2 separate regions of the Homo sapiens genome follow, and region 1 is linked to region 2. Evidence: chromatin loops called from intact Hi-C (ENCODE). Cell type or tissue: MCF 10A. All regions are shown on one strand. Links, peaks and the distances in the headings refer to the core of each region. The heading gives the core; the rest is flanking DNA. Region 1 has its middle 100 kb from the start of DTNA. Region 2 holds the start of DTNA (dystrobrevin alpha).

Evidence for each region. Peaks named below come from ENCODE experiments on the same cell type or tissue, not always from the same donor. Only the 100,000 strongest peaks of a DNase experiment are listed, where the experiment ranks them.
Region 1: it touches region 2 in a loop (4-fold over the local background); 7 of 110 quality-filtered maps call a loop at or near these places.

The regions. Positions count from the first base shown.
Region 1 is chr18:34,597,731-34,613,992 of GRCh38, reverse strand. It overlaps a transcript of DTNA not described here. Among named protein-coding and RNA genes, the nearest start is that of DTNA, 100 kb to the left of the region's middle. In MCF 10A, for the core only: no CTCF peak of the experiment used is centred there; a DNase peak (open chromatin) is centred at 8,492.
Region 2 is chr18:34,701,522-34,717,783 of GRCh38, reverse strand. DTNA (dystrobrevin alpha) reads right to left here and starts at 7,486. Exons shown (of 23, transcript NM_001386795.1): 1 at 7,339-7,486. In MCF 10A, for the core only: no CTCF peak of the experiment used is centred there; DNase peaks (open chromatin) are centred at 8,483 and 9,883.

The DNA of each region.
Region 1 (16,262 bases), core at 5,256-13,255, 100 kb after region 2:
TGAAGCTTTGAAGGCAGGCATTGGCTTTGCATCTCTAGCTATGATAATCCTAGAAGGCATCTTCTTCCTATAGAAAGCTGTTTTGTCTAAATTGAAAATCTGTTGCTTAGTGGAGTTATCTTCCTCAGTCTTCTTAGCTAGATCTTATGGATAACTTGCTTCAGCTTCTACATCAGTACTTGGTACTTCACCTTGTTCTGTTACGTTAGTTATGGAGACAGCTTCTTTCTTTCAACCTCATGAACCAACCTCTCCTAGCTTCCAACTCTTCTTCTGTAGCTTCCTCACCTCTGTCAGCCTTCACAGAATTGAAGAGTTAGGGCCTTGAGCTGGATTAGGCTCTGGCTTAAGGGAATGTTGTGGCTAATTTGATCTTCCTCCCAGATGGGTAAAATTTTCTTTATATCAGCAATAAGGCTGTTTCACTTTCTTATCATTCATATGGTTTACTGGGGTAGCACTTTTAATTTCCTTCAAGAACTTTCCCTTTTACTTTGCATTTACAATTTGGCTGACTGTTTGGTGCAAGAGGCCTAGCTTTCAGCCTGTCTTGGCTTTCAACATGTGTTTCTTAACTTAATCATTTCTAATTATTATTTAAAGTGAGAGACACAGGATCCTTCCTTTCACTTAAACACTTAGAAGCCATTGTAGGGTTATTACTTGGCCTAATTTCAACATTACTGTGTCTCAGAGAATAGGGAGGTTGGAGGATAGGGAGAGAAATGGAGGAATGGCTGGTCAGTGGAGCAGTCAGAATGCAGACAACATTGATTAAAATATCTGTCTTATATGAGTGTAGTTCATGGCACCCCAAAACAATTATAATAGCCACATCAAAGACTACTAGTTGTAGATCACCATAATCAATAGGATAATAATGAGTTTGAAATATTGTGGGAATTATCAAAATGTGACACAGAGACATGAAGTGAGCACATGTTGTTGGAAAAATGGCAGATAGACTTGCTTGAGGCAGGGTTGCCACAAACCTTCAATTTGTAAAAAAATTACAGTATCTGTGAATGGAAATAAAGTGACCTGCAATAAAATGAAATATGACTGTATATGTTTTTAAAAGTAATAAGGTATAGCATGAAGGTGGACTCATTATGATTGGCTTATGCACTGAAAACTCTCCTAGTCATGATTAATTCTAATGAGTATAGTATCTTCATTTAGATTAATATGTATAGTGTTTCATAAGTATAAGGCAAGAACAAGGCACATTGGTGGGGAAATGTTTACAGGCAAGCTGAGCACCATGAAAATGTCAACGTGTAATAATGTTTACTGATGAGTGCAAGTGCTGCAAAATCAATGACAACAATCTTTCTTTGTTTATTGCTTTTCAATATAGCTAATCACAGCATAGGCAGAAAATACTCTCCCTGTTTTTTTCTTTTTCTTTTTTTCCAGAAAGATGGAAGTGGACATTACCCTTTATTACAGGGTCCACACTGTGGGTGCCAGGGCCCCTTCCGCTGAGGGTAGGCTGAGACTCTAGCCCGGGCTGACCATATGGCCTCCTATGAGTTCATTCTCCTTCTGTCCCCTTAATCTCAGGTTGAGCATTTGTACAGGATCCCTGGGGGCCTGGGAGACCTCCTTGGCCACCATCGCCCACTGTCCTATGTGCATGAGAGCATCACAAGTCAGTAGCAGTGAGTTAGGTGGTATGTGGGTCACCTGGCATGGCAGGTCTGGGCCTCAGGTCCCAGCCAGCAGCTGCAGGATCCCAGAGGTCCTAGGCTCAAGGTCCAGGCACGCGTAGATGGTGGGGAGTGAGGTGTGCAGGCCAACCAACAGGGGTTGAGCCAGGGAGGCCAGGTCCCCGTTGTTGCCCAGGTCCTCCCAGGCCAGCACAGGGAATGTTGTGATGTCCTTGCCAGCCGGTGAGCTCACGCGCGGTGGCCCGTGTCAGCTGGCTGCAGTTGAGCAGCAAGTGGGTGAGGAAGGGTGCCGCCCACAGAATGCACTCATAGGAGGCCAGATGGTCAGCCTGGGCTGGGCAGGTGGACAGCCATCAATGAGCCCCGTGAAACACAGGCCCAGTGCCACCAGCCCAGCTCTGTGACTGCCCAGGTAGCATGTGATGTGCTGCACGCCTGCCCAGCGAGATGCCCGAGACCCCTCTGCCAGCGGAGTCTTCTGGAAACTGCTCTTGAGATGAGTGACCAGCATCTCCACACCTGCTATATCTGCCATCTCACTTATTTTTCAGTGAGGTGAAGTAGCTCCTCCATGGCCACACACAGCTAAGGGGAGAACCAGGTCCCCAAACCAAGAAACTCTGATTCCTGACTCCTGAGCCCACATGGTTTAGTTTAGTTTTGTTTTCCCCCTGTGCCCCTTCTAAGATTGATTCTGCTCTGAGTTTTACCCCTGGTGCTTTTTATTTCTTTAGCAAAGAGGTGCTACAGAGTATGCCTGGAGTCTCGGGTGCCACTTTTCACAGTTACACACCCCCATGTCCTTCAAGAATACATGATTCTTCTGAACTTGTTCCTTGCTTAAGAGTAACACAAGTTCTAAAGAAAGAAATGAGTTCATATGAATAAAGATTTATAGGGCTCAGCACCTGAGACTGGAGGAAACTTCTGAGACCAGGATTTAATCACTCTCTACCTGTTAAATTTTCATTACAGGTGAATGAACCTGTCTAAAAAGCTAAAAGGGATTTGCACTAGAGTTGAATGGTACTGTTTCCTTGGTGTATTAGAGATGTACACTCACAGATAAAGGTTGTAAGCAAATAAACCACACCAGCTACCTCCAAAAAATCCAAGAATTGTTAAGATCCAAGAGAATTTTTTTTTGTGGGAGTTTAGATCTATATTTATGAATTTTATATTTTTTCTGAGCATATGTTGTATGCATTTTATAGAAAATTTGCACAATACAGGTGAATACAAGAAATAAAATAATCTCCTCTTTCTCAAAATCCAAAGTAATTGCAATTAATGTTTCTGTCTTAGCCTTTTCTATCAAGATATCCACATAATTCTAATTAATTGCATAATTTGTGTCCTGGTTATGGTATTGTTACATTGTGACATCAGCCTTTCCCTATGTAATTAACACTTTTCATAGACATTATTTTACTACATGTAATAATCTGAGCTCATCAATTCTTTACATGGATTATCTCATCGAATCTTTTTAACAATCCTAGGCAGTAGCTCTATTATTGTTCCAATTTAAGAGATGAGAATAAAAAGTTAAATAAGCTATGCTGAAGTCATACAGTTTACAGGAAGGCTTTTGTTCTAGATCATTAAAGAAATGGACAACAGCCTAAATGCATAAAAGGCCACATATTATTTTACTGAGTGGATTTATCACAGTTTTCTTAAGTATTTCATTTTCAAGTGTGCACTGTTACTTATGTAGTTCTCTGCACCCTTTCCCAGATCCCTTTGGATCTATACATTTTTTAAATGTACCTGAAAACAAACTGTACATGCTATTGGCACAAAAGATAAGTTGACAATATACCACACTTCAAAATCATGTTCCGTATGCTCAGTCATACGGAAGTCATAAAGTCATAAAGTTTCTGGACTTTAAACCAGAAAATTTGTGATTTATACTTCCATTAAGACTGATTTGTTCTGGTCCTGGATAATTACTTAATCTCTCCTGCCTCAGTCTCCTTAGATGTCAAAAGATTTCCATGAGAGAAACACCAGCTCTTGGTTGGTTTGACTTATCCCAGTTCTCATAAACACAGCCTCACAGGTGAAATCTTCCTTAGCCTATAGAAGTCTCCTCACGTACTTGACTAGTGGCCTTGGTTGTAAGAATAGGACAAACTGATGACATAAACACATTGTAATCAGGCATGACCTTATTGTTTAACTATTCTGTCTAGATTCCTCTGATGCAAACTCCAACAAAATTAAAACTTGCTGAAAATAAAACTCAATACAGTAAAATGTGACCTGACTGAAAATAATATATATATATATAGATCTCGGCAAAAATGGAGGGAGGATAAGAGGATATCGCTAAGCTCTTTGGAGAAAATTGGTCTCAAAGTGTCCCTAAGAATTGTTATTGTTTTTATTTATTATTCTCAGCTAATTAATTGGTTTGTTAATCATTCTTGATGGTTTAGAATTTTACTTCCTATTTTCAAAATGGCATATTTCATTGTTAAAACATACAAGACAGTGCAAAGTAATGTTAATTCACTAAACATTATTTGCTTGATGATGAGAAACAGTAGAACACTAGACAGTTATCACGTGAGTCCAAAATCACAGGCAAGTAGACAAGGAAGGAATTCCACCTTCATGAGATAAGGGTTATAAAAGAGAAAATAAAGGGGACTCTGCAAAGGTATGAGTCAAAACAAATTTTGAAGACAGTAGCTATATCAGGCACCCAAAACTGGATCATTAATACAACTGAGCATTCAAATTTAGCTTTAAGAATTGAAGCAGTGGCCAGGCGCGGTGGCTCACGCCTGTAATCCCAGCACTTTGGGAGGCCGAGACAGGCGGATCACGAGATGAGGAGATCGAGACCATCCTGGCTAACACGGTGAAACTCCGTCTCTACTAAAAATACAAAAAATTAGCCGGGTGGGGTGGCGGGTACCTGTAGTCCCAGCCGCTCGGGAGGCTGAGGCAGGAGAATCGCTTGAACCCGGGAGGCGGAGCTAGCAGTGAGCCGAGATTGCGCCACTGCACTCCAGCCTGGGTGACAGAGCAAGACTCCGTCTCAAAAAAAAAAAAAAAAAGAATTAAAGCAGTCAAAACAAAAAGGGAAACTGATAGATTATATAGTTTATCTTGTACAATAAAGAAAGCTTACAAGCTTGTCTTGAGTGATAAACTTTTTCCTGGCATAATCCCTATGAGAATTGTGTGGGCTTAGCTCCTTATTCTGAAGATAGCAAGTAGCATTTAGCACAAATGTTACTGCAGTTGTTCAAAGTCATTCTTTATTTTCCCAAAGTGCCATGCTTTATGGTAAACTTGAGCAGTAATCAAGACCACAAAATTAAATAGTTACTCAGTAATGACATTACATGTGTATGAGGGGGCAGAGAAAGTGTTAAGCCAACGTGCTCTAGGTCTGAGATCCAATATACAATAGCACTTAGAGAAGGTATCTTGGCTATAGCACAGCCAATCCAAGGTTAAATTTGTTGACAGCTGTTAGAAGTGCTGATATTCTGCATGGTTGATTGAAGAAAGATCTATATGTTTAAACAGCAGGTGAGAAGGCAGCAGAGTTGACATTCTGATGGGAAAACTGCCTGACTTTTATTCTCACAAAGAGATGGGTCACCCTAATACATAGAGATGGATAAACTTTTTTTTTCTCAAAAAGGAAAAAAGAAAGAATTCTGAATCTGCTCTTGTGATTTCATAAGTCCCATGAGGCATGATTGAAGCAATTTGGGCCTAGAAATTTTTATGAATAGTTCTCACCATTGCACTGCCTGAATCCATAAAAAAAAAAAAAACCTAACGAATACTTTTGTCCCTTTTGTCAAATTTCTGAATATTTGAGTAGAAAGACATACTGATGGGTGCTCCAGGGTATTAAATATTTCAAGTAGATGAACAAATTGACCTAATAGGATTATTTAGTATTGTTTATTTGAATAAAGGATATGTCTTTTATTTTTAGCACTGCTAATTTAAAATCTTTCTTCCTGGCAGCAGTTAGTAACAGACAGCTACTTATTAAGACTACTCCTGACCGTGATAGCAAAACCATGTCATCATAGGTCAGGCTGCCTATCTTTATGTAGGCTTGGGCACATAAGCATGCTTCCAATTCATATAAATACCAACCCAGTTACTTAGATATATAAAATGAGGAGGACATGGCACAGTTCTTTTCGTAAGATTGAAAATTATAATTGAGTCTGTCAAAAGAGTAGGGTAGCCTCATCAGGGATTGGAGAGACCTTCTGGGCTTCCCTTAATTGGCATCCATCATAGCAATTTAAGATTCAAATCATAGGGATTTGGAATCCTTGCCACTTCTAGATCAAGCACTGTTATAATCCTCTGTCTTGCATTTCACTACTGTATCTATTAAACAGAGCCATCAGTAGAAAGCCTTCCTCACTGAGTATCGAAATGCTACCTCTTTGGCCTTTTTCTTAGTTGTTGTATGCAATTCTGTATCTTCTGATCTATTGACCCTGGATAAAGTGGATTGTGTGAATGCATGGGAAACAAAGTACCCCAATTTCCAGCAAAACCCAGAACTTTGAGTGTTTGTGGAAGACTGTCACAAGATGTCAAGAGGTCATGAGAAGAAATCAGGAACCCTTCAGGACAAACACCTCTCTCTGTGTTATAAGTGCTGGTAACAGTAACAAACATTTTCTCCCATGTCTCCTAGTATGTATTTGTAGTATTGGGGAAGGGCTGAAACTATGAGAAAATCATAAAATGTAGTCCATTTTTTATATATTTATTTAGAATGTCTGCTTTGGAACAAGTTTGGAAAGTATTCAGCTATATCAATTAGATTTCTACAGAATCAAAGTAGAAAAAATAGGGGAGCTCCCCTCAGTGGTCAAAATATTATTCCATCTAACTAGGCATCATGAAATCTGTTACATCTAACATTTTATGAGCAGACTATTGCAATATTCTCTTTCTCCTCAGTCTGTATTCTTGCCTTCTTTAAAATCACCATCCAGAGTGATCAATTTATGTGAAATACATTTCTTGAAACTCTTAGTTTAAATAATCTTTGCTACCTACAGCTGCACTTCTCAGTCAAAAAAGATTTGTAATCATAGAGAATTCTAAGGACACAAACAGTATTTCAAGGGATGAGAGCTATTGGATAAAAATGGTGCATCTTACTAGAAATGTGGAGAAAAATACTTTTATGGTGAATGAAACAAAGATTCATTATGAAGTAAAATGCAAATACTTGAGAATTCAAAGAACTGGATACAGATGGGAGGCCATTTTGAGCTATGGCTTCAGTCCCTTTCGTGGGAATGTATTCATTTTATTTTTGCTTTGTTTACTTTGTGGGAGGGGTTTGGATTTCGAAGCACTAAACCTCCAAGGAATAGAGACCAAACCCCTTACAATGACATGAAAACCCTTCCATGTCTGGATATCTATTTACCCCTCCAAATTCATCGCCTTTCATTTTAGCCTCAGAGTTCACCCTATTATAACACCAAACTGTTGGGTATCTCCTCTGCACACCATGCCCTTTCATATCCTTGCTCATGCTAGTCCTTCAATCCTGAAAGCCCTTCCCATCTTTCCTTATCTAAATAACTCTTACTCATCTATTAAGATCCAATATAAGCATCACCTTCTTCTGGATGTCTTCTCTGGGCACCTTTATACTGTCTATAACTTACTACAATTTAACTAAACTATCACCATATGTATGTGTCTTCCCACTGGGCACTGCATTCCTCAAAGGCAGGGACTTGGCACTGTGTAGGTTGTTTAAGACTTCAAATATGGAGTATAATGCTGAGATTCAGGAATGTCTTACTCCAATATGCATGTTATTGATAGTGTCATTTTGATACGAGTCTTGGTTGTGAAATGATTATAAAAAATAGACACATTGCTAGTTTCTCATTTTTTGTTGTGAAATATTTTTGTTGTGAAATAGTCAAAGAACATAGTACATTAAATGTTTTCTTTTATTTGTATTTTGAAAATATATACCATCATATGAGCTAAGAGACAACATAGACTTTATAATGGCAAGATATAAATTTGCTATACTGAAGTTGCAGCTATATCAAGTAGATTTCTAAAGAAATAGGTAAAAAAAATAGAGCCCTCCCGTTGTCAAAATAATGCATGCAAATACCCAGTTATTTACTCAGTATTTTTCCCCTCCACAGAACTTATTAAACTCCAAAGTCTTCCTTTTATAAAACATCCCTGATTTGATTACTTTCTTATATCCCTATCTTGAAGGTCATTCATAGTTACTAACTGAAGTGGATTTTTTTCATTAATAGTACATAAATTGTTTTTTAACACTATAGGAGAATAGATGTTTATTTAAATCATTTAAATAAACCACAGACAATAGCAGCCCAAATCACCCACTTATCAATGAGAGATTTTGGGTAGTAGTTGGAATTTAACCATGTGAAGGCAATGCTAAATCCTGTCCAGATATAAGTAATTTAATTATTTGTACTGCAGCCATTGAGAGAAATGTTGCTATTTATTAAAACCACTCAAGGTAAAGAAAGGATCCAGTCAACCCTAGCTGTGTCTGCTACTTCTGCATTGCCCTTAAGCATGGAGTTGTGTTTTAATGTGTATATTCCTAGACTTGTAAAAGCACTGTGTGTGTGTGTGTGTGTGTGTGTGTGTGTGTGTGTGTGCCTGAGTTGCAATTTTGATGGTTTGCATAAGAAATCTGTTGGCTTCTCTTCTAGAAAATGCATATCTAACTAAGCCAGGCAGCAGCACTTTCATTTGCTTCATCCCTTGTCATCAGATTACCAGTAATGGTTTGGCAGAAAGCCTGGAGTAATGTCTCTGCTTTGAAAATTGTCAAGCTCTAAAATTTACCCAAATGTTGCAACACTGATTGGTGGAGGGACTTTGTTTTGTTTTAATTACATTCTTATATTACCTTATTAGAAAGCAAAGCTTGTTTAAAAAGCTCAAACACACATTTGGACATGTGGGTCCATACATTTGGTATTCAAAATAAGTTTTTGTTTTTTTACAAATATAGAACAATATATTTAATTATTATAGTTCTAAACCCTCAAAGACCACCTCCAAAAGACCCATGATTATTTATTTTAAAAAGTTTGCAGTAACAGTGGGAAAATTCCAAGAAAAAATTGTATGCCCTATAATTTAATTTCTTACCCAGATTTTTTTTTTTTTGCTGGTTTTCTAAATGTTTGAGACAAAGAAAATGCCCATTGTTTTTCCATTTTGTAAAATAATGTATGCAGACTTATCACTTGGATGTTTCTAAGTTAAAAAAAACAAAAGACAAATCCAGTTAAGTTGGTATATATGAATGACCTTCAAGAAATTCAGCCTATTGTAAGAAATGTTATGGGTAATTCTCAGAAAGCATACTCTCTGAGAATAAGTTATGGCCTAAGACAAAAGTTGGCATTTCGGGAAGCTACATTGTGTCTTTGAGGCCACTGGGGTACCATATAGGAAACTGGAGCAATAATTTACTCTTGTGCAATGAAAAATGTAATGTAACTTGCACACCAGGATCCTCTGCCTCATTAAGTTAAACATTTCCCTCATGTCCTTTTTAAAGGAGAAACGGTAGTACTGTAAATCTAAGTAAGTTAGATTTATGTTCTGGTGTCTGGCAAACAGCTACATAAGATATTTTTCAGCATTCCAAATGTTCTAGGTGCTAGGCAGTTTCAGAATATGAATACAATTAACTTCATAATTTGACAAACAAGAAATGGAGTTCTGCTGTGGGGCTAGTCAAAGAGTTACAGAGGAGCAGCCCTGCAATGCTGAACAGAGATCTTCAGATCCTCTTGCTATAAAATTTTAGAGGAGTTGCTGACATCATTATAGCCTCTGAATCTTGTTATGGCCCTATGAATAAATATAAGCCAAAATTAATTAAAGGAAAAAAAATGTGTGCTAAGAATTTATGCTACCCACAGTTTTGACTGAATAATTTCTCTTTCTATGGTACAGAAAGAAGTTATATTTCCCAAATTTTTTTTAAAGTATTGATTTATCGCTTATTTTGAAATGATGGGAGAGGAACTGAAATTGCTAATGAATGAAAAGCAGGATTATCTTCTCAGAGTGGACAAGTGATGAAAGGACACACACCCGGTCACGCCTAAGCCACCTTAATATTTATGGGTGAACCTTATATCTAGGATTTTCTTTGAATGGAGTTGCTGGTAGTATAACAGTTCACGGAACAATTGCTTCATTTTAAATGGTCATAACACCTCACAACTATAACACATATTTAGGAACGTGGACATTTTGTTTTTGTTAGTCTACTGCTTTTCTTCTTGCACAGAAAAATTCCCATACATGATAACTTTAGTAGAGCGTAGAGCTTTTTTTTGAAACTCAATAATTTTTTTCTTTTTAAGCTTTAAAACTTCTGAACTTAAAGGAAACTACCAAGAAAAACTACCAAGAAAAAGAAGTTGAAGATGTTGAAGTTGAAGATGACCTTTCTCTTCACAAGGTCTTCATAAAGAAATAATAAGTCTAATAAATTTAACGATGTGTGATCATATTCTAAAATGAAATAACAGTTTTAGATTTTTGAATGAAATAGGTAAAATGGAGCAAATCACTTTAGAGTTCTGCATTCTGAAGAACACAACCAATCTCCTTACCTGTGGTGTATCAAAGATAATATTCCTCAACAGTATTAAACAAATATTATTGCAAGCTCTGTCAATTTAAAGTTTGATTTCTGTTGGTGTTGAAAATCAATGCCATTTAACAAGACAATGAAAACCGAAAAAGGTGAAAAAAAAGAATACAAATGTATTTATTACCATTGAACTCTACACTTAAAAATGGTAAAGATGGTAAATTTTACATGTAGATTTTAAGTGAATAAAAACTGCTAAAAAAAAAGAGAATGAAAATAAAGTGCCAAATACTAAGGATACTTATAAAAGTCCTTTAAAATTCTTAGCTTTATATAAAAGTATTACATGAGCTGCAATATTATTGCACTTTTAATTATTAATACAATGTACTAGAGGTATTTATTTTATTTTTATTTTTTAAATGGGATTTTTTTTTCCTTTCCTTTCCTTTTCTTTTAGAGACAGGGTCTCACTCTGCTGCCCAGGCTGGGGAGCAGTGGCACAAACACTACTGCCTCAAACTCCTGGGCTCAGGTGTTCCTTCTTCCTCAGTCTCCTGATTGGAACTACAGGCACACACCACCACGCTCAGCTAAATTTCTTTCTTTCTTTCTTTTTTAAAATTAAATTAAATTAAATTTATTTTTTATTTTGTATTTTTTTTTTGAGAGGGAGTCTCACACTGTCGCCCGGGCTGGAGTACAATGGCGTGATCTCGGTTCACTGCAACCTCTGCCTCACCGGTTCAGGCGATTCTCCTGCCTCAGTCTCCTCAGTAGCTAGCATTACAGGTGCCTGCCACCACGCCCGGCTGATTTTTTTATTTTTAGTAGAGACGGGGTTTCACTATGTGGCCAGGCTGTTCTCGAACTCCTGGTCTCCTGATCCGGCGGCCTCCCAAAGTGCTGGGATTACAGGTATGAGCCACCACGCCGGGCCTCTTTTTTTGTTTGTTTGTTTGTTTTTTTTTGTAGAGACAGGCTCTCACTACATTTCCCAGGCTGGTCTTGAACTCCTGGCCTGATGATCCTCCCATGTGCTGGGATTACAGACATGAGCCACCGCACCACTCAGCCTTAGAGGTTCTTGCAACCAGAATTACCAAAGTGTGTTTTGTGGTGTTGAAATGTGATATATCTCTATCTATCTATGTATCTATCTATAATTATAAAGTTCCATAGTCAAATTACACTGGAAAACACTGGGTTAAAGAAAGTCAAACATATCCCTTTAGTGTAGAACTTTTATGCATTCTTAATGCAAATGTTTACCTAAATCTCCAAGAAAGGGATACGGTATACAGCATGTTCCAAATTCATTTGATCCAAGATTCTTATCCCAGCCCTCCCCACAATACACACATAATATTTCCTAAAATTATTGGCTTCCAAGGACACAAATTGGATTTGCTGATTTAAATGACAATTCAAAGGACCTTAAAATATTGGCTTAAAAATTTTCAACTCTTAAGTGTCTCAATCTTTGAATTCCTGAGTTTTATCGATTATAGTTAGTGCTTAAAACTAAATGCTAAGCAAAGGGTAGAGTACCAATAATATAAATGCTATTCGAGACTATGTATTTCTAATATATAATATACATCACCATTCCTCTGTGCCATATTCCCTGAGCCTAGGCCTTTTACTCTGTCTACTGATTAAAGTGGGGGCTGAGGATTAGAATTGTATTCAATTTCCTTTTTCTCCATTTCTGTACTACATATGAGCAGTTCCTAGAGAGGAGAAAGCATTAAGATTTCACATTTACTTTCTGCATTCTGTAGGAATTGCCCCAACGGAGTCTCCTTACACTTCCCAAAACTGTTTATGGGCAGGACTCCCTGAGTGGTAAGTGTAAGGATAGGTAAAATCCTAGAATTCCATAGTGGTGGAGAAGCTGGACAGAAAAGGTCACAGACATGGAAATGGTAAAGATTTAGACAGCTGAAAAGTCTCAGTGGAGATAAGAGCCAAAAGATGTAAACAGGCAATAGACATTAGTATCAGATCGCAGGTGGCGTACATTTACCAAGTATGGACCTGTTCACAGATATATATGACTTTAAGTCTAAATCTGTGTTACTAAGGGAGTTTTAGGCTGCCTATTATCCAATAGTGTAGAAATTCCTCAGAGCTCTACATAAATATTCCAGTCCTTTCTCTTTCTAAGCACATGGTGAGGTAGGAGGAGGGACTTGACTCCAGACGCTGGGCTCAGACACTGGAAGGAGTTGAGGACTAGCTAAAACAGGGCCAGTATGGAAACAGCTTTCCATAAGACATGCTTAGCAGTATGCCATGTCAGTTCCCCATTGCTATGGCAACACCCAAAAGTTACAACCCCTTTCCATAGCAATGACCAGTGACCTAGAAGTTACCTTTCTCCTAAAAATTTCTGCATAAATCACCCCTTAATTTGCTTATAATTAAAGATATAAATATGACCACAAAACTGCCTCTCAGCTGCTACTCTGGACACTCTATGGGGTAGCCCTGCTCTGCAAGGAGCAGTACCTCTGCTGCTGCTGTACACTGCCACTTCAGTAAAAGTTGCTGTCTAACACCACTGGCTTGCCCTTGAATTCTTTCCTGCCCTAGGCAAAGCCAAAAACCCTCCTGGGCTAAGCCCCAGTACTGGGGCTCACCTGTTCTAGGCCAATGGTAGGATCATATTATACTTCCCATCCAACTGAAGTTAGGTGTGGCCACATGGCATGCTTTGGCTAAGGGAATGTGAGTATAAGGAAAATGGGTCATTTCCAGGTGAAAACAGCTGTGTAGAGAAGAACCTTCAGCTAATCTGTGGTGGCTAAATTGTATAAGTGAGAAGGAAACCTGGTTTCTATATGTCACTGAAATTGAGAGTTGTTTGTTACCTGAGGAAACCACCCATAGTATATCTGGAACACTTCATATGTCTACATCTTAGTTTTATCATATGTAAAATAAATGTCTCTTACCTACAAAATAACTTCAAACATTGGATGCATCTGGGAAGAATTGCTACATTTATCTGAGGTGTTAAATATCTTTTGGTTAGTAAACATGATTCTTCAAATATGTAGAAATGAACAATCTAAGACCTGGAAGTTCATATGCATTGGAAGATAAATTTCATTCAAAATTATATCTTGTAAAAAACTAATTAAGGCATCTGTATTCCTGAACTGTGATTAATTCAGTGAATTCATTGTTTCAGCATCTATAAATGTGTGAACTATCACACTATATAGGAATGAGTACAAAAAATAAACTGAGACTTAAAAAGAAAAATAATTAAAGTAACTCTATTGCTCTTTTTAAAATACTTAGAGGTTTACAAAACTTTCATGATTCAGAGTGTCTGAGTCATCTTTACATCATTTTTATTTTGCAAAAATGCCAAGTCCAGTTTTATTTATGCAAATAAATGTGTTTCTATTTTATATTAAGATTTAATTAAATATGTAATAAAAAATACACATTTGACTTAACTTTTTTTCAGAATTTATTCAGCTCTCTTTAAGCTCTTCTGTTACATAAGTATCTCCTAAACAAGAGATTTTTTAAGAATCTCAAGACTATCCTCTAACTTAGCTTTCTGAGAAGAAAATACTAGTTGTTGAGAAAGGCAAAATGACTTTTTAAATATGTGTGGAGATTAAGACAAATACATTTAAAATATCAATGAAAGATACATAAAGAAATTTGTTGGCTGGACACGGTGGCTCACACCTGTAATCCCAGCACTTTGGAAGGCTGAGGCAAGCAGATCGCTTGAGGTCAGGAGTTCGAATCAGCCTGGCCAACATGATGAAAGCCTGTCTCTACTAAAAATACAAAAAATTAGCTAGGCGTGGTGGCGGGTGCCTGTAATCCCAGCTACTTGGGAGGCTGCGGCAGGAGAATTGCTTGAACCCAGGAGGTAGAGGCTGCAGTGAGCTGACAGCTGTACTCTAGCCTGGGCGACAGAGCAAGACTTTGTCTCAAAAAAGAAACAACAAGAAAACAAAACAACGACAACCAAAAACAGGTAAAGTCATGATTTTCCTACATTGCTTCTGTAATAAGAAAAAGTAAAATGAAGGGATATGGAATTTTTCAGGTTTGAGGGTTTTGTTTTCCCTTTTCAACAACAAAAAAGAAAAAAATTGTTAATTAAATTCATTGTTTTAACATGATATCCTTCAGTACCAGTGTCCGGTGAAGGGGGTGAATAAGTAATTTCATTGTCTACACAGTTAGAACAAAAGGTAGGAGTTCAAATTATTGAATTAATGAGAAAAATGAGTTCAGCTGTTTGGAAGTTATGATTAGAAATCAGCCATTATTCAAGAGCTAGTTTAGAGTTCTTTTATAGATGAGGCAAAAAAGAAAGGCCAATATCATATTTTCATATTTTGCGATGAAGAATTCTGGGATCTCAAACACTGAGTTTGAACATTTCATTAAATTCAAAGATGTTTTCTGAAGATACATTTTCTGAAGATACATTCTGAAGCCCCACCCATACTGGGGCTTTTCTCTTTGTGAAGGTAGGAGTGTCCTGTATGAGAAATAATATAAGCCAAGTTTCTTATTTATCTAAATCTCAGAAGTTGGCGTATCAAAGCCTCACAATAAATGTGTAAAAAGTTTATAAGTGGTCCAAAGAGTATAAAATTAATTAAACATCCTTGGAATTAATAAGTTATATTTCCTCTTCCTCTGGTTCCCATCAACTATATTCAATGTTTAATAAACAAATACAGTTTTTCTTTGCTTAGCATAGGCTTTTAGAAAGATGATATTCAAATTGCACTTCAAGGCCTTAAATTTTTTTTTTGAGATGGAGTCTCGCTCTGTCACCCAGACTGGAGTGCAGTGGCGCGATCTCGGCTCACTGCAAGCTCCACCTCCCAGGTTCATGCCATTCTCCTGCCTCAGCCTCCCAAGTAGCTGGGACTACAGGTGCCCACCACCACACCTGGCTAATTTTTTTTTGTATTTTTAGTAGAGATGGGGTTTCACCGTGTTAGCCAGGATGGTCTCAATCTCCTGACCTCGTGATCCACCCGTCTCGGCCTCCCAAAGTGCTCAATTACAGGCGTGAACCAATGCGCCTGGCCAAGGCCTTAAAAATTTTAAGAAAAGTTTTCCACAAGCTTTCACAATATTGTATTACATAAACACTCAACTGCTTTCTTTGTAGCACCACACTGTGATTTGAAAACAACCCAGTGTTTTCTAATGGTTGAAATTGAGGTTGTATGCAATGAGATAATTTTCATTTAGTTGTGCCTCATTGACATTTTCCCATTGTGCTATTTAACATTCTGGACTAGATTTGTTGAAATATGTCAGTTTTCCCACTCTATGACTCTTTTGATTATGAATCTCTCTGATAATAAACAGCTGACTCACCATACTTAAATTTCTACTCTCTTGTTGTCACAATCAAGTTATACATCACATTTGGTAAAAAAAAAAAAAAGAAAGAAAGAAAATAGAGAATTCCCTTTCCCCAAGACAGTGACAACAGCCAAATAAACATGTTTTTACTGACTCCACTTGACATACAGGATTACTAATGATCATTATTCTAGACAAAGAGTCTAAGGTCAAAAGAAAAAATGATGTTTAGAATGGAAAAGAATATATTAACAAAACAAATTCCTCAGAAACAAACTTCTTCTGAATAGTCATCTGTTCATTTCTTAAACATTTTTTTGAGTGGTTCCTGTGTGTCAGTGACTGAGAATAAAAAAGCGAGTAAGACACAAGCCACAGCATTAGGGACTCCCAGAACAGTGGGTGAGCTATACACTTAAAAAGAAAGTACAGAAAGTACAGTGAAGGTGACTTATGAGGTCAACCCTAAAGGAAAAGTGGGGTTTTCCCACAAAGGAGAGAAGCAATAGGCATTCTGGGGGGGCGGGGGGCGGTGGGGAAAGGTAGACTAGCACAGAGCTAAAATAGTA
Region 2 (16,262 bases), core at 5,645-13,644:
TATTGAACACTGGCCATTTCTTTAAGGTTTATCCCAGTGCTTCCTTCTCCACACAGCATTTTCTCTCCCCTCCTCTGTAATATCTGCTCTGCACCATTTACTCCTTAGGATACTCCAAGGATTTCCTGAATCAAGGAACTCTGCACTACTACTATCTTTTCAATGTCAGTGTCCAACACAAATATATTCAATATAAGGTTTTTTAAAAAAAATAAATGAGAAAATGAATGAGCATTAAAATTCTTAAGCAAACAAAACTACAGACTACTTGAGACCAACACTTCTCTGGAAAATCTTGGACTTGCAGTCACTAGAATCAAAGGATTTCATTGATCTGTATTTCTGTAGATAAAAGGGAAATTGCACAAAGAATACTCACCTTCTTGTCCTATCTATATCATCCGAATTTAGCAGAGGTGCTTGAAATTAACCTCCGATATTAAATAAAAGACCCTATTTGTTGTGCTTAATTCTAGAGTGTCACTGTCTATTAAGATAGCACTAGACACACGTGGCTATTTCAATTACTTAGCATTAAATAAGATTTGAAATCTGTTTCATCAGTCGCACTAGCTACCTTTCAAGTGTTTAATAGCCACATGTGGCTAGTAGTTACTATATTGGACTAAGAAGATATAGAGCATTTCCAGCATCACAGAATTTTGAACAGATTGCTCTGGAGCTCTGCCTCTCCACCACACCTAAATGTAGGTGTGGCCCAGTTATTCAAGCCCAGTTATCCTCTGCCCATCCTTATATGAGCAGAAATTTCTTTAGAATAAATTTCAAAAACTAATAATTGGAATGTATACCCTATTTAAAATATTTTGTTATTTTCTCTCACAGTCAAGGCATTCCAGATTTTACCATTTGGTATTGAATTTCAGTGAAATTATAAAAATCTACCCTTCCCACTTGATATGAGACTTCTTATTTGCAAATCAGCGGTGAAGACAAACACATATACATGGGTAAAGGGATTCACAGACTTTTCTACTCTTTAACATTATTATTTTAATAATTTCATAAATTTGCATATTTATATTAACTCAGCTAGTTAGTAGCATGATTCAGGCATTCCAATTCTTAAGCCAAGACTCTTTTTCTACACCATGTTGCCTATACATGTTCCATCTAAAGAGTTGGGAAGTCAACAGTTAGACCAGCATATAGCCATGTCTATGACTTCTTGCAGCTTTTTTTCTTTCTTTCTTTTAATTGAGATGGAGTTTCACTCTTGTTGCCCAGGCCGGAGTACAATGGTGTGATCTCGGCTCACTGCAACCTCCGCCTCCTGGGTTCAAGCGATTCTCTTGCCTCAGCCTCACAAGTAGCTGGGATTACAGGCGCCTGCCACCACGCCCAGCTAATTTTTTGTATTTTTAGGACAGATGGGGTTTCACTACGTTGGCCAGGCTGGTCTCCAACTCCTGATCTCAGGCGATCCACCCGCCTCGGCCTCCCAAAGTGTTGGGATAACAGGTGTGAGCCACGGTGCCCGGCCGACTTCTTACAGCTTTATAGCTTCTAGAGAGGAAATACGAGCTCATGTGTTTTCTATATTTCTTGGATTTTCTTTTTCAGACTGCTATTGTCTGAAACAACGAAAAACTATGTAAATACGTTAGACTATTTATTTTGTTAGGACATATTCCTAGTAGTAGAACTGTAGGGCCCAAGGATATGCAATTTTTAAAGACTTTGCTACACATTGCCAGCTTGATCAACTCCCCACCTGCACCCAGTGTACACTGCTATATGATAGCAGTGTATATGTGTTCCCATTTTCCAGACTTTTCCTAAACCAGACATTATCTCCCCCTTCCTCCTTTTGCTTTCCCCTTTAAAAAATAGTTGCTAATTATTAAAATGACATGTGTTTAATTTGTAGATATTTTTAAAATTAAAAGGGAAGTGCTTTTTCTTACAGATTTATGAGACCTCATTACATAACATGGATATTCACTTTTTCTCTTTCATATATGTTGCAAATGTTGTTTCTAATTTGCCATTTATCTTTTTAATTTTGTATATAACATATTCTAGAAGGAGTAAGTTTTCATATTACCATTCCTTTATGATTTTTGTCTTTGAGGTCATCCTTTTCTATCATAAGTTCTATATTTTCTTTCACTACTTTCATAGATCCATATTTTATACTGGAATTGCCAATCCATCCAGTATTTTCTTTCATGTCAGGGATGTGTAGAGGTAAGTAATTTTTCTGAGTAAATGTTCCACCAAACAAATCAAAATTAACAGGTTTCAGATATAAAATATTGTTTATTTAAAATAAATAATTAAAAAATTAAAAACAATTAAAATATTGAAATGGTGTCTAGTGAACATTTCATAACATGTGTGTTTGAGAGTGGGGAATTATTATAGTAATACCACTCTAAAATATCCAGCTAATAATACCATGAAGTGAAGACCAGTTAATTGCCCCTTTATATACTAAAAATATAACTAATTGTTCTTTCCTAGAAATGAGTTTGCATTTTTCCTGTCAGATACTGACCCACACATTGTACAATTCTTGATAAGTTTAATCATTTTTTTTTCTATTTTTTATTATTATACTTTAAGTTTTAGGGTACATGTGCACATTGTGCAGGTTAGTTACATATGTATACATGTGCCATGCTGGTGTGCTGCACCCACTAACTCGTCATCTAGCATTAGGTATATCTCCCAATGCTATCCCTCCCCCCTCCCCCCATCCCACAACAGTCCCCAGAGTGTGATATTCCCCTTCCTGTGTCCATGTGATCTCATTGTTCAATTCCCACCTATGAGTGAGAATATGCGGTGTTTGGTTTTTTGTTCTTGCGATAGTTTACTGAGAGTGATGATTTCCAGTTTCATCCATGTCCCTACAAAGGACATGAACTCATTATTTTTTATGGCTGCATAGTATTCCATGGTGTGTATGTGCCACATTTTCTTAATCCAGTCTATCATTGTTGGACGTTTGGCTTGGTTCCAAGTCTTTGCTATCGTGAATAATGCCACAATAAACATACGTGTGCATGTGTCTTTATAGCAGCATGATTTATGGGTGGCTGGGTCAAATGGTATTTCTAGTTCTAGATCCCTGAGGAATCGCCACACTGACTTCCACAATGGTTGAACTAGTTTACAGTCCCACCAACAGTGTAAAAGTGTTCCTATTTCTCCACATCCTCTCCAGCACCTGTTGTTTCCTGACTTTTTAATGATTGCCATTCTAACTGGTGTGAGATGGTATCTCATTGTGGTTTTGATTTGCATTTCTCTGATGGCCAGTGATGGTGAGCATTTTTTCATGTGTTTTTTGGCTGCATAAATGTCTTCTTTTGAGAAGTGTCTGTTCATGTCCTTTGCCCACTTTTTGATGGGGTTGTTTGTTTTTTTTCTTGTAAATTTGTTTGAGTTCATTGTAGATTCTGGATATTAGCCCTTTGTCAGATGAGTAGGTTGCGAAAATTTTCTCCCATTTTGTAGGTTGCCTGTTCACTCTGATGGTAGTTTCTTTTGCTGTGGAGAAGCTCTTTAGTTTAATTAGATCCCATTTGTCAATTTTGTCTTTTGTTGCCATTGCTTTTGGTGTTTTAGACATGAAGTCCTTGCCCATGCCTATGTCCTGAATGGCAATGCCTAGGTTTTCTTCTAGGGTTTTTATGGTGTTAGGTCTAACGTTTAAGTCTTTAATCCATCTTGAATTGATTTTTGTATAAGGTGTAAGGAAGGGATCCAGTTTCAGCTTTCTACATATGGCTAGCCAGTTTTCCCAGCACCATTTATTAAATAGGGAATCCTTTCCCCATTGCTTGTTTTTCTCAGGTTTGTCAAAGATCAGCATTCTTATACACCAACAACAGACAGAGAGCCAAATCATGAGTGAACTCCCATTCACAATTGCTTCAAAGAGAATAAAATACCTAGGAATCCAACTTACAAGGGATGTGAAGGACCTCTTCAAGGAGAACTACAAACCACTGCTCAAGGAAATAAAAGAGGATACAAACATTCCATGCTCATGGGTAGGAAGAATCAATATCGTGGAAATGGCCATACTGCCCAAGGTAATTTACAGATTCAATGCCATCCCCATCAAGCTACCAATGCCTTTCTTCACAGAATTGGAAAAAACTACTTTAAAGTTCATATGGAACCAAAAAAGAGCCCGCATCGCCAAGTCAATCCTAAGCCAAAAGAACAAAGCTGGAGGCATCACACTACCTGACTTCAAACTATACTACAAGGCTACAGTAACCAAAACAGCATGGTACTGGTACCAAAACAGAGATATAGATCAATGGAACAGAACAGAGCCCTCAGAAATAACGCTGCATATCTAAGTTTAATCATTTTTGATGACAGCCTCTATCGCTTATTGAACAAAACCAAGATATTTTATAATAAAGTCTGATAATAACATACCAAGCACCTCTATTCCTAGTGACTTATAAATGCTATTAACATAATTAATTAAATTTGAGGGTTAATTTCTGAGAATCATACTACCCATTAGTAATTTCCACTTTCCTTCTAAGAGCATTGGCCTTTTACTACACAAAGAGGCAAGAGCTTTCTAATCTATCTTATTCTCCAAATTAATCATTATTGTCGTTATCATTATCATCATGATCATGGTACCATTACTTTCTTTTTCATTTGAAAAGTCTTAGATTTCTAAAAAAAAAATCCAATTCTTTTCATGTCAAAAATTACATAGTGGTCAATAATAAAATTCACCTTAATAAAATCGGAGGTTAAAAAATAACTCCTAAAAATGGAGTATCTAGATGATATTGAGTCATCATTCATTGGCTTGATCTTCATCTATTTTAGAAATATTTTCTTGGAATTTAAATATCATTAATTTTTTAGCAGAGGCTATACTATTTTACTCAATATGGTTGTTTTTTAACATGTTAAAAAACTGTTAAATATCTGTCTCCTTAGTAGAGGTAAATGTTTGCAGATAATTATCTATTGGTCTATGACTCTAGGCAGCTCTAGAGATTAAAGCTAAAATGTTAACAAACACTACAAATTATTCAAAATTAACAAGAAAGCATAATTTAAACAAGAGTTGAAACAAATACTGTACAATTAAAACATCCTGGCAAAATTTACAGTTTAAAGCAAGTACATCAAAAGTCAATTTTGCTTCTTAAGAATGAAAATACCAAAACAACTATAAAAGAATCTTCCATCTTGTGATCTCTGTTAAAATTATTTCAGAAGTTTTTGTGTACATATGGTCTAATGTCAGATGAATAAAGATCACAGAAATTTGGGCATATCTTGGTTTTTACACACTTGTAGCTCTAATATCTAAGCTGGCTGGTAGCCCATAACTACAAAGACTGAGACAACCTCACTGTAGATTTTTTTTCATTTTATTTAATAGAAAGGAACTATCTATACTTTATCATGTATTTTAAAGATGGAATAGTGAAATAAAAATACTTTTTAGTAATTTCCCTCATCCATACTACTCTCTTCTCTGACAGATACAGATTTAACCCTTTCCAGTACCGGCGGGAAAGAAAAATGCTTGGGTAAGAGATCATTTACACTTTTATCTTTACCTTTTGTATATCTTTTCATTTTTTTGTCTCTCTCTGTGTCTCTGTCTTGCTTCTTCTTTCCCTCTTTTATTTTTCTTTTAATAAAACATAACACTTTCTACCTCAGATATTGTCAGTTTCAATAATTTCATACTTTAGAATAGTTTACCAGGTACCATCTTTCACTGATTTTTAGAAACTCCCTATTCTCTAGTAGTAACAACTTATGTTTATGAAAATATCTCATGTTTTGAAAGACATGGTCATAGCTCATTTGTACTCAAACAACAAAGGGAAAAAGAAAGGAATAAATTCAGATACAAGCATGAACATTTACAATATTAGATGCTATTATAGTACTTTTGATATCTGTCATCATGGAAACAGTTCTCTTTATTTGAAATCATGGCAAATAATTTTTTTGAATAATGATTATAATTCCTTGCTTAAACTTAGAAAATGGCTTGGACATATGGAAACTAGAGAGATCAAGGAAATAGCGACGAAAATCACAGAGCATAAATAAATTTAATAAAATCTAAGTTTTCCTTTTGTAAGAAAGCATGCTGTATGAACAAACTTGGGAAAATTTATTGGCTTTTATCCTAATTAGTGCCAATTAAGGGCACATAATTGATTTTAGTTCACTAAGAAAGTATTTTTCAAAAAGATTTTCCTATATCTGCACTTTTTCAGGTGGACAGTGAATACACTAGAATAACAGTAGGGCTTTGCTACTATTTAATTAGGTTTTATTTCTAAAAGCTGCTAAGACAGCTTTGTTCTAAGAGGAAGGAAAGAAGTTGCATTAAGTAAACCCCTGGCTAAAATTAGAGTAAATCCTAATATCTTATGAGAAAGTCAAACATCAAACATCAAACATCAGTAAAAGCCATGAAAAAGTAATTAAAATAAGTTATTATTAAAGAAATTGTTCTCCTTTAACTTGCTCTGTGTGTACCAAAGCCTCCCATTTTGAAACAAGCTGCCAGGGTGATATGTAAACAACGCATGAGAAGGCGTCTGCGCTCTGGGAATTGATGCTCCACACAGCCACACTGAATTGTTTACATTCAGTTCCTACCAGCCTCTAAGCAAAAGAGTTCATTTTGCACTCACCCATGTTGTATTTACTTCTATTTTTAAATCCTGTATCACACATACAGCCACAATGCCTAAAAGATTAGAATGCTAATAGAAATAATAGATGTTTTAAAAAATATAGATAAAACCGGACTATACATGTTAGATGAGGCTCGCAATAATATGATGAAAGAAAAACAAAAGCTCACATACAATAAACACACTAGATAACTTTGCTGGAAAACTTTGTCCTACTGCTTAATTTAGTAGAAGAGACAAGTAGCTTTGGACAAATGCCACTAATAAGGTGTCCTCTAAGAAAAGCGGACCATTTTCAAAAAACAAAACAAGAAAACACTTTGTTCAGGTCTACGCTGATTTGAAGACACCAGTTATTGCATTCTTATTACTTCCTTTGCAGTTTTCTTTCTTTGACTTACACACACACACACACACACACACACTCCCACACACACACACTGCCATAAAACTATAACATTTCACAACATCTTAGACTTTCAAATTAAAAACAGCTGAAACCGGAGGTGGAGGAGCTAGGAGGGTGGGCAGGAGAAATTTATCGGGTGCCCATGTGGGGGTGGGGGTGGGGGCGACAGTGAAATTCCACCCAGCAAGTTATGCCACTGCGACAGAAGTCAGAGAGTTCAGTTTCATAGATTCAATTGTACCTTACCTGGTTTTGTAGTTAAATGCACCAACATGCCCCTTAATTCTTCCTCTGAAGTACTACATATGCTGAAAACTATAGTATTTGACCTTACACATTTCCAAACAAACTCCAAAGTAACCTTTAACTTCAATAAAAAGCTGTGTTCATTCTTCCCCTTGTGCTCAACACACAGCAATCTAATACACCTCATCATGTGGTCCGTTACCATGGTAGCAATGAATCCAGCTGCTGAAATACAAAAGACTGACAAAAAGTTGCTTTTTTCCCCTCCACCCACCCTGACAAAGTCAGATTTTTTTTTCTGTATGACAAGTCTAATTTGAATATGCTTCTCTTGCTGACTCAACTTCATGAACAAGAAAAAAATAACAGAAGTATAAGAATAAAAGGTTTCCCAACTAACTAATGAAATATCTCTATGCATTTTAAGTCACCATTAATCTTTTGAAATACTGATCATTATCTACTACATCAGCCAACTAAATATTTTTAAATGTCAGTTACTAACTCAATAGGAAATGCAGCAATAATCCCACAGCTCCTTTAGAAACATTAAAAAATGCAGTAATGTATTCAGTAAACACAGATGCTGAAAACACTACATCAGTGTATGAAGGGCTAGTTTCAAAGTGCTTTTTTTCTAGAGCAAACTTCTAATCACAGCTTAGATGTGGGAGGTAAAATTCTTCATTTTCTTTTCATCAAAACCCTGTGTTTAACTGTTATTTAAACAGATTTCAGTTCTTTTAAAATTTATCATTTAAATTTAAAGCAGGCAACACAGCCTGCTGGAATCGATCAGGCTATATTTGCTGAGGTGGGGAGGGCTCTATATTAAGAGCAGCAGTCTTGGATTTGAAACGATACAAACTCTGAGCAATCCTGGGACTCCCCAAACCAATGGCTATGTAGTTAGGATTTAAGGAATCACCTTCAGCGCATTACCAGTCCTTTAGGGAAAAGCTGAAGGAGTCCCAGGTGACTGGAGCTTCCCCGCTTGCCAGCATGTCAGCATGGTCCTTCCTCCCACCATGGTACATTAATCAGCCAGTGGGTGCCCCCGTCCTCCAGGGATGGCTACTTCATCCCTCAGGCCTCGCATAATCACTCTGCTCTTGCACAACCTTCCTTATTTCCCAAACTTAGCTTACATTTCACAATAATTTGTTTGCATATCTATCTTCTCTCTTTAGAGATGGACTCCCAGAGGAACAGGAACATTGTCTTACTCATCTTTCTCTACCAAGTAACCATCAAAAGACTTGGCACTAGGTAGGGCTACTTCTTCAATGGATAAAGATGGCATCTGAAAGCTTTCCCTCAACTCCTCCAGGACTGTCTTCAGAGCATGGCTTGCTGTGGTTAAACCCTTCAGAGATCTGCACAGAATTTTTCTTAGTACATCACATCACAAAGAGAGGCAAGGCAGAGGAGTTCTTAAGAAGAGCAATTGTGGAATCAAGCAGATGCGGATTTGAAATCTGGCTCTAGCCCATACTACTTTTGTGATCTTGGATAGGTTACTTAACCTCTCTAACCCTCAGTTTACTCTTCTGTAAAATTCCTACTTTAACAAGGAATGGAAATGGATTAAATGAGATAGTCCAAGGGAAGCACCAAGCTTGAAGCATACTAAATGCTCAATAAATTCTGGCTAGTATTATTTAGTCAATATGTGATTTTTGAACAAGAGGGACCATGAGAAAGCTGACTGGCACGTGACTTCCCTTTGCTGAATAAACTGTCATTTTCAACAAGATGTGCATTAACAATCCTATGTTTCCTAACATAGGTTTACATAACAACACAGCATAAATATAGAGACCTTTTTAGGCAAAGAGCAAGGGCTGCTTGCTCCAACCTACAAACCAGCTAGGAGCAACTGATCAGTCAGAAGGTTAAGCATATTTCTAGTATGAAATGGACTGTGGGAAGAATGTTAAACATGGTAGTTAATTTTTTTCATCTTTAAATATGGAAGAAAAACACAAGTACAGCAGTTCATTGTGGTATTCATTTTGGATTCTTAAAAAATGGTCTATATGTTATTTGTTAATGATACTTTCTCAAATTAAGATGAACTGTAAAGAATCTTCATCATAAAGGGCTTTAAAATATAAATTATATACATAGATTACATTTCTAGTAATTAACCAATATTGTGTCAATAGAAGCCTTTACAAGGTCACCTTGATCTCTAACAAGTACTGTAAACTGCTCACCAGTGTAGACTTTTAGCTGCTTCTCTCCATCGTAATCAAATTCAGGAAATTACCTGACACCAAAGCCAATGGTATAGGAAAATTAGCATTAAAATCCCTTTGAAGAATATGGTACAAAGAAGCAGCCAGGGGTTAAAAAAGCCTGTGGTAGAAAAAAACAATTTTATTTTTCATTGCAGGAAGTTACCAGAAAGAATAAAGTGAATGTTGCACATTGCAAGATTTCTCTATCATTAAAAAGTAAGTAAGAAAGAAAAGCCCCACAACAAATCAGTTGGGATGATTAAAATAGCTTTGGCACTGCTCCAACCTTGAAAAATCCTTCAGCGCGGTGACTCATGATGATCCAATCCAAAAAAATGTGTGAGGCCGACCAGGCAAAAAGGCAAGGAGCAGCTACACCGGAAAATTAGCACTCCCTAATCCTCTTCAAAACAGTTGATGAAGGAGAGACTATTTGAATAATTTGAACCCCAATTTGAATAATTCATACCTATTCTCATGTGTGGCTGGCTGAATAGAGACTCTCACTGACTGCATTCATTTCATCAGGAGTGTTTACCTTGTACATTTTTTTCCCCTGGAGATTGGTTATGTGGCCATTACACGTATCTAATTGTTTTTCATTTTGTAAATGTAAGAGCTTATCATTTATCTAGTTAAGGTACACTGTTACTAGAGCATTTAATATGATTGATTGCCAAACAGAAGGTGCATCCTTTGTCAGATGTTAAAGTGACTGTTGATTCTTTAACCCCTAGGGAATACGACGCCAGTATATTTGGTTTCACAAAGTTTTAAATCCCCTTTTGCAAATGTTAAAATTAAACTTCCCCCTCATGTGAACAAAATATGCAACATAATCTGTGCTCTTGTGACCCACTTAATTTCATATGAAGAATTCAATCACTTAGAAAAAGTTTTTGAGACATAGGTAATGATGCTTCAGAAGGTACCCCAGGAAGTCAATTTGCCAAATCCTAGTCCCATAGAAGCAGGAGGGAGCTTCAAAGTTATATGCTTCACTGCCCTCTCTTCAGATGTGAGAGCACCTAATTTCCTACAAACTCAAGGTAACAACATGGGCTCAGAAGTCACGCGCTTAAATTAAGCAACATGGCTGCAAAAAACGTTGATGGCCAATGTTAATGAAATTAAAACAAGCAAAACAATTTGAACCTCTGAAAATGCAATTTTCACATCATAGTTAAAAATTATTATTTATTTTTTCATACCACAAAGTGCTTTATTGTTAGGGCACTGGTTTAAATTAAAAAAGAAAGTGTGTTGACAGCAACAAAAAAAGATTGTGATCTACTGAACAATTTTTGCAAGCACATTGTTTCTTGGGCCACTTTGAGCAGCTGACCTAAAAAATATTAATCGGATTAGTATCTATTCTGCTCATAAAAATTTCTTATGAAAGAACAAGTCTGTTGCAAGCCATCTCAATTTATACAATTTAATATCAAGATATTCTATTTTACCCTTAAGATATTTCAAACATGCACTTTTCCTTTGAATTGTAACAATGGGGCTATAAATAATAAGGATTTCTTTATGTTTTTCTTCTGTGAGTACATCACAGAAAATATCCGTTTTTAAATAACACTATGAAATTGATGGCTCCATATCTTACAGATAACCTATTGTGAACTCTGAATCATTTTGCCATATCATTTTTGGAAATTTATCCTCAAGCCTCTGTTTTTGTATTTTTTCATGTGTTTAAAAATTATAATTATATACTTATATTCTGAATGTATTCTTAGTGAAAAATACGTTGGTTTTTAAACTTAATAATAAAAACTTGTAACTTTCCATGTTCTCATGAAAAGATAATGTTACATGTCCATTGTAGAGAAGTTGAAAAATACAGAAAACATTTGTGAAATAATATTAAAAGCACTTATAATTCAACTATCAGAAATAACAAGTATCAACATTTTGATGTATTTCTTCATACATTAAAAATTCATGGCTGGGAGCGGTGGCTCATGCCTGTAATCCCAGCACTTTGGGAGGCCGAGGCGAGTGGATCACCTGAGGTCGGGAGTTCAAGACCAGCCTGACCAACATGGAAGAACCCCGTCTCTGCTAAAAATACAAAATTAGCTGGGCATGGTGGCGTATTGCCTGTAATCCCAGCTACTTGGAAGGCTGAGGCAGGAGAATCGCTTGTACCTGGGAGGCGGAGGTTGCGGTGAGCTGAGATCACGCCACTACACTCTAGCCTGGGAAACAAGAGCAAAACTCCATCTCGAAAAAAAAATTCAGAATAATTTTGAATATTGCCTTTTCACTGAAAGACAGACATGTAAAATAAGCACACTATGGTATTATACATTCTTTGAAAATACCTTTTAATAGTGGCATAAAATTTTAACATTCGTATATATCAGAATTTATTTAACTATCCCTTACTGCTAATATATGTTTAGTCTTTTCCAGGTTTCTAATTATAAGCAATATATCTTTGTATATAAATTTTTGGTTATACCTTGGGTTATTTCCTTAGAATAGATTCCTGGAAGTGGAGGGAGATTACTGAGTTTGAGTTAGAAAGTCTAAGAACAAAATTTAAGAATTGGCAGAATCAATACTCATAATTTAGTATTATACCTCATTTTATTGATTTTTATTTATGAGGAATCTGAGGCTTAAAGAGGTGAAATAACTTGCTTAAAGTTCCAGCATGAAATTACTCTAGTGCTAGAAAGGAAACAGAGTTCTTTGTGAGTCCACTTTGCTTTTTGTAATTTTACCATGCTGATTCTAAATGGCAACTCATCTCTGAGGGCTTCCCTCTCAGTTCCAGTTTGATGTCATCTGTGAAACCCCATGAATGTGTTCTGGAGTCCAAGTCAGGAATGGTAGTTACTTTGAGGTGGGTGATGCTGTTTTGTTTGTTTGCTTTTTATTTTTTTTTTATCAGGGACAACCCACACGGCAGTATATCTAAAGGCACCTTCTATTGGTGGCAAGACAGAATTGATACTGAGGAGTAAATATTCTCCCAGATCAAAATCTGTTCTGTGGGAAACAAAATGGAAAAATTCCAAAAGAGCTGAAGGGTCAGGGTGCTCATCAAGTTAGTGAGCTGAGATTGATATAAAATTATTATGGCTCTTTTATGGCCTCTGAGTTCTTTTATGGCCTTTTAGTACGTTGGGGTAGAAGAAAATCCATGTGCTTTGAGTGGAAGACTGTCAGGTAACTCAATAAGTACCTGTCTGGTCGCTCTCTGTGACATTCCCATATCCTGTAAACCCAGGTGTGTTTGCACAGCCATGACATCTCTATTTGATGGATATATTCTCTCTCAGCTAAAGGGAAAAGGGAAGGACATTTCTGAAAATTAAGTCTACCTGTGAAGTCAAGAAAACAGGCAAATTCCTGAGATCTCACTTTTAAAAGAATTCATTTTCTTAGTCTGGATACAAAGATTTAGAGATTATTGTTTCTTAGTTTCTTCTGTGTGGCTTATTCTGAAATGAGATGTACTGATTCAGTACCTTTGAATTAAGTGCTTTCTAAAAACAGTTAATGAACTAGGTGTAGTCAAAGAAATATAAATGGCCTACAATCTAGATGGGGAGATAAGAACATGGAAAAAGGAAATACTAACTGTAGCTATAACAATATATGAGAAGGAATATGACCAACTGATTTGAGAGTAGACAGAGAATTTAATTAGGTCAGTTTAGGCAGAATGTTAAGGAGGGGAAAAATCACCCAGTCAGTGTCCCCTGAGTTTAGAAAGCATTTGTTTGGGGGATATTAGGTGTATTTTCCCAGATTCTTTTACTTTGTATTCAGGGACTTGGAATACATCAGCACAGTACACATTCTAAAGCTCTATGGAGAAATGCCTGATGTACTCTAAAAGCATATTCAGTGACCAAGATGAGATGTAGGAGTGACAGAGTGACTCCACTTTCTCCCTTCCTTCCTTTGTAAGGCTCCCTGGGGAAAGGACAAGTAATTATGTAGTCAGTGGGCAAGGGGAGGGTGAACTATAACTACATATCAAGTAATATGTGTGTATGCATCATAGATAATGGGATGGAGAGAACTGGGAAGCAAATGCGATGTCATGTACCCTGTAGACACACAAAGTTAATTATTGATGACATTATGATAAAAAAAGAATATGAGAAAATAAAGCAAGTTAGAAAAAATTAAGGGAAGACTGTAGAATAAATTATTATGGTAAAACAAAGATTAAGAAACAGTTTGAAAAGGATATAAGGTGATTTGGGGGAAAGAAAAAGAGAAGCATATGTGGTTCAAGAAAACACATAGCAAAATTCCCAAGAAGGGGAGAATAGAAAAGAAGGAAATACTGAAGAAATGCACACTATTGTGGAAATTGTTTGACTAAACTGAGACAAGCAACAAACGAATATTTGGAATTTCATTCTATACACTTAAATGAATTCCATTATTGGAATGAATAAAAAAGGTCCATCTAGTAATTGAACAAATTTCATATAAATTGACCCAAAATATAAAGATAACAGGCACTTTGAACACTTCTGGGTGTCTGTGGTGGCAAATACTCTGCCAGCAAGGACTGTACATCTGATATTTCAGAGATCCCTGGAGTCAATCTGGGAGGCATGCTCCTTGTTCCACACTGGTCAGTTCTCCATCAGGCCACTGCATTCTGTTTGGAGCCTCATAGTGACATGTGAAAGGGAGAAACTGGAAAAGGTAAGATGGTGAACAATAAACAGGAAGGAAAGTGGAAGAGAAGCCTGTGAGGGAGGCACTTGACCATTTGCAAGTATATCCCAGTGAAAATAATGGTGAATAGATGTTCTTCGTTTTTTACTGAAGCTACCATAGTACGTTTTTGCCAGGCGAGACATTAGGAAGAACCTCCTAATACAGCACCAAAATTCTGGCTTATAAGTATACAAGTTAGGAAGACATTAACATTCTATATTATTCATCAAGGACGAATTTTCAAAGGATATTAGCCACTTATATTTGTAGTACATGTAGGAACGCTCTACATCCCAGTGATGACCAGTTTTGTATTTAAATTCTTCTATACATACATACAGAGCATAGAGAAACCCGACAATCCACATTCAATCCTGCGGTTGAGCTTTCCTAACCATACTGTTATACCTGTAGCAACCATATGTAAAGAATGAACATAAAGACTATTTTATCTGTTTCAGACTTTATGACATCCTCAGTACACACTGCAGACCAATTAAACAATAAAAGTTAGCAAAAATATTTTCTAATCCTTTATAATCCCAACAACCACAGTCAACATCTTTATAGTTACCATTTCCTATCTGTCTCTATGTAAATATGCAGGTTGGGTAAAATGAATTGTTACCTTTAAAACTGTCTATTTTCCAAGATTCTAAGGAAGGCTACAGAGTTCATGGCTTTATGATTGCTCTTTTTTTTGGAATAAATTTTAATAGGTGTATTGCTTATATATAGCTTAGTCTGGAAGACAGAGGTGGAGGAAAAAGAAATTAAGCCACTTTATGTAAAAGAGAAAAAAATGCTGTGTTTATTATGGGTGATATAGGTGGAAAATTACAAGTTATTAATTGGAATGGGGAAGGGACTAGGGGCTAGATCAAGGGAGAGAATAGGTGCTGAGGTTCTGGACGTGGGGATAAGGTCCAGGTCAAAGCAAACGCCTTCCTGTGGGGGAAGCAAGTTCTAAAAACGGTGGCCCAAGAAGAAACGCCAATGGATTCTATTATTAGGATGAATAAGAAAGGCCAATCTAGCAGTTGTCTTATGAAGGGCAAGACTTACAGTTTAATACTTATGCTGAAGACTAATTTTAATGATTTCTGACTTGTATCGTCTCTGTTATTGTGAAGATTTTAGGAAAGCTTCGGGAGCTGGCCGCAGCTTCACGTGATAATTTAGTCTGTGTCCATGCTTGGAATGGGCTATGAGGATAGAATGTCACATCTGAGGTGATTTGGTGGTATCTCTGACCTTTCTGAGAAAGTGACATTTGAGATGACACCTGTGAAAAAGGAGGCGAGGGATTTCAGGCAAAGGGAGACCCGAGTCCGTGAGTAGGAGGAAGCCTGGTGTGATGGAGGAATGCAGGAACAGCAGTGTGGCTGGAGCACTGTGCAGATGGGGACAGGGTCACACAGGGACCAGGACTTTGAAGCCCATGTTAGGGATTCTGAAATTTATTCTCAGGGCAGCACAAAGCTTCTGAAGAATTTCAATGATAATAGTGATAAAACACAACTTTTGTTTTTAAAATAACACTCTGTCTATGGTGTGAAGAGTGGATGGGACAGAGGAAAGGGTGGATAGTGAAACGAGTTTGGAGGCTGACTGATGATGCTGGACTGGATGCTGACAATGGGGACAATGACAAGCGACACATTTGAAACATATTTTGAAGGTAGAATGGACAGGGATCAGTCACAGATTGAATGTGGGAAAACGAGTGAGAATAAAGTATTTAAACAACCTCCCAGCATTCTGAGATAAATGGAGATGCCATTTACTTTAATGCAGAAGCTGGCTTGGTGCAGGAATGCGCTGAGGGAATGTAATGAGGGGAGAGGTGTGTGCCAGGAACAGTTTTGAATTTGAGATGTCACATAGGCTGTGTCTGTATTAACCTGAAGCTCTGAAAATAGGGCTTGGATGCAGATACACATGTGGAAGTTGTAGGTAGAGAGGAATTTTTTT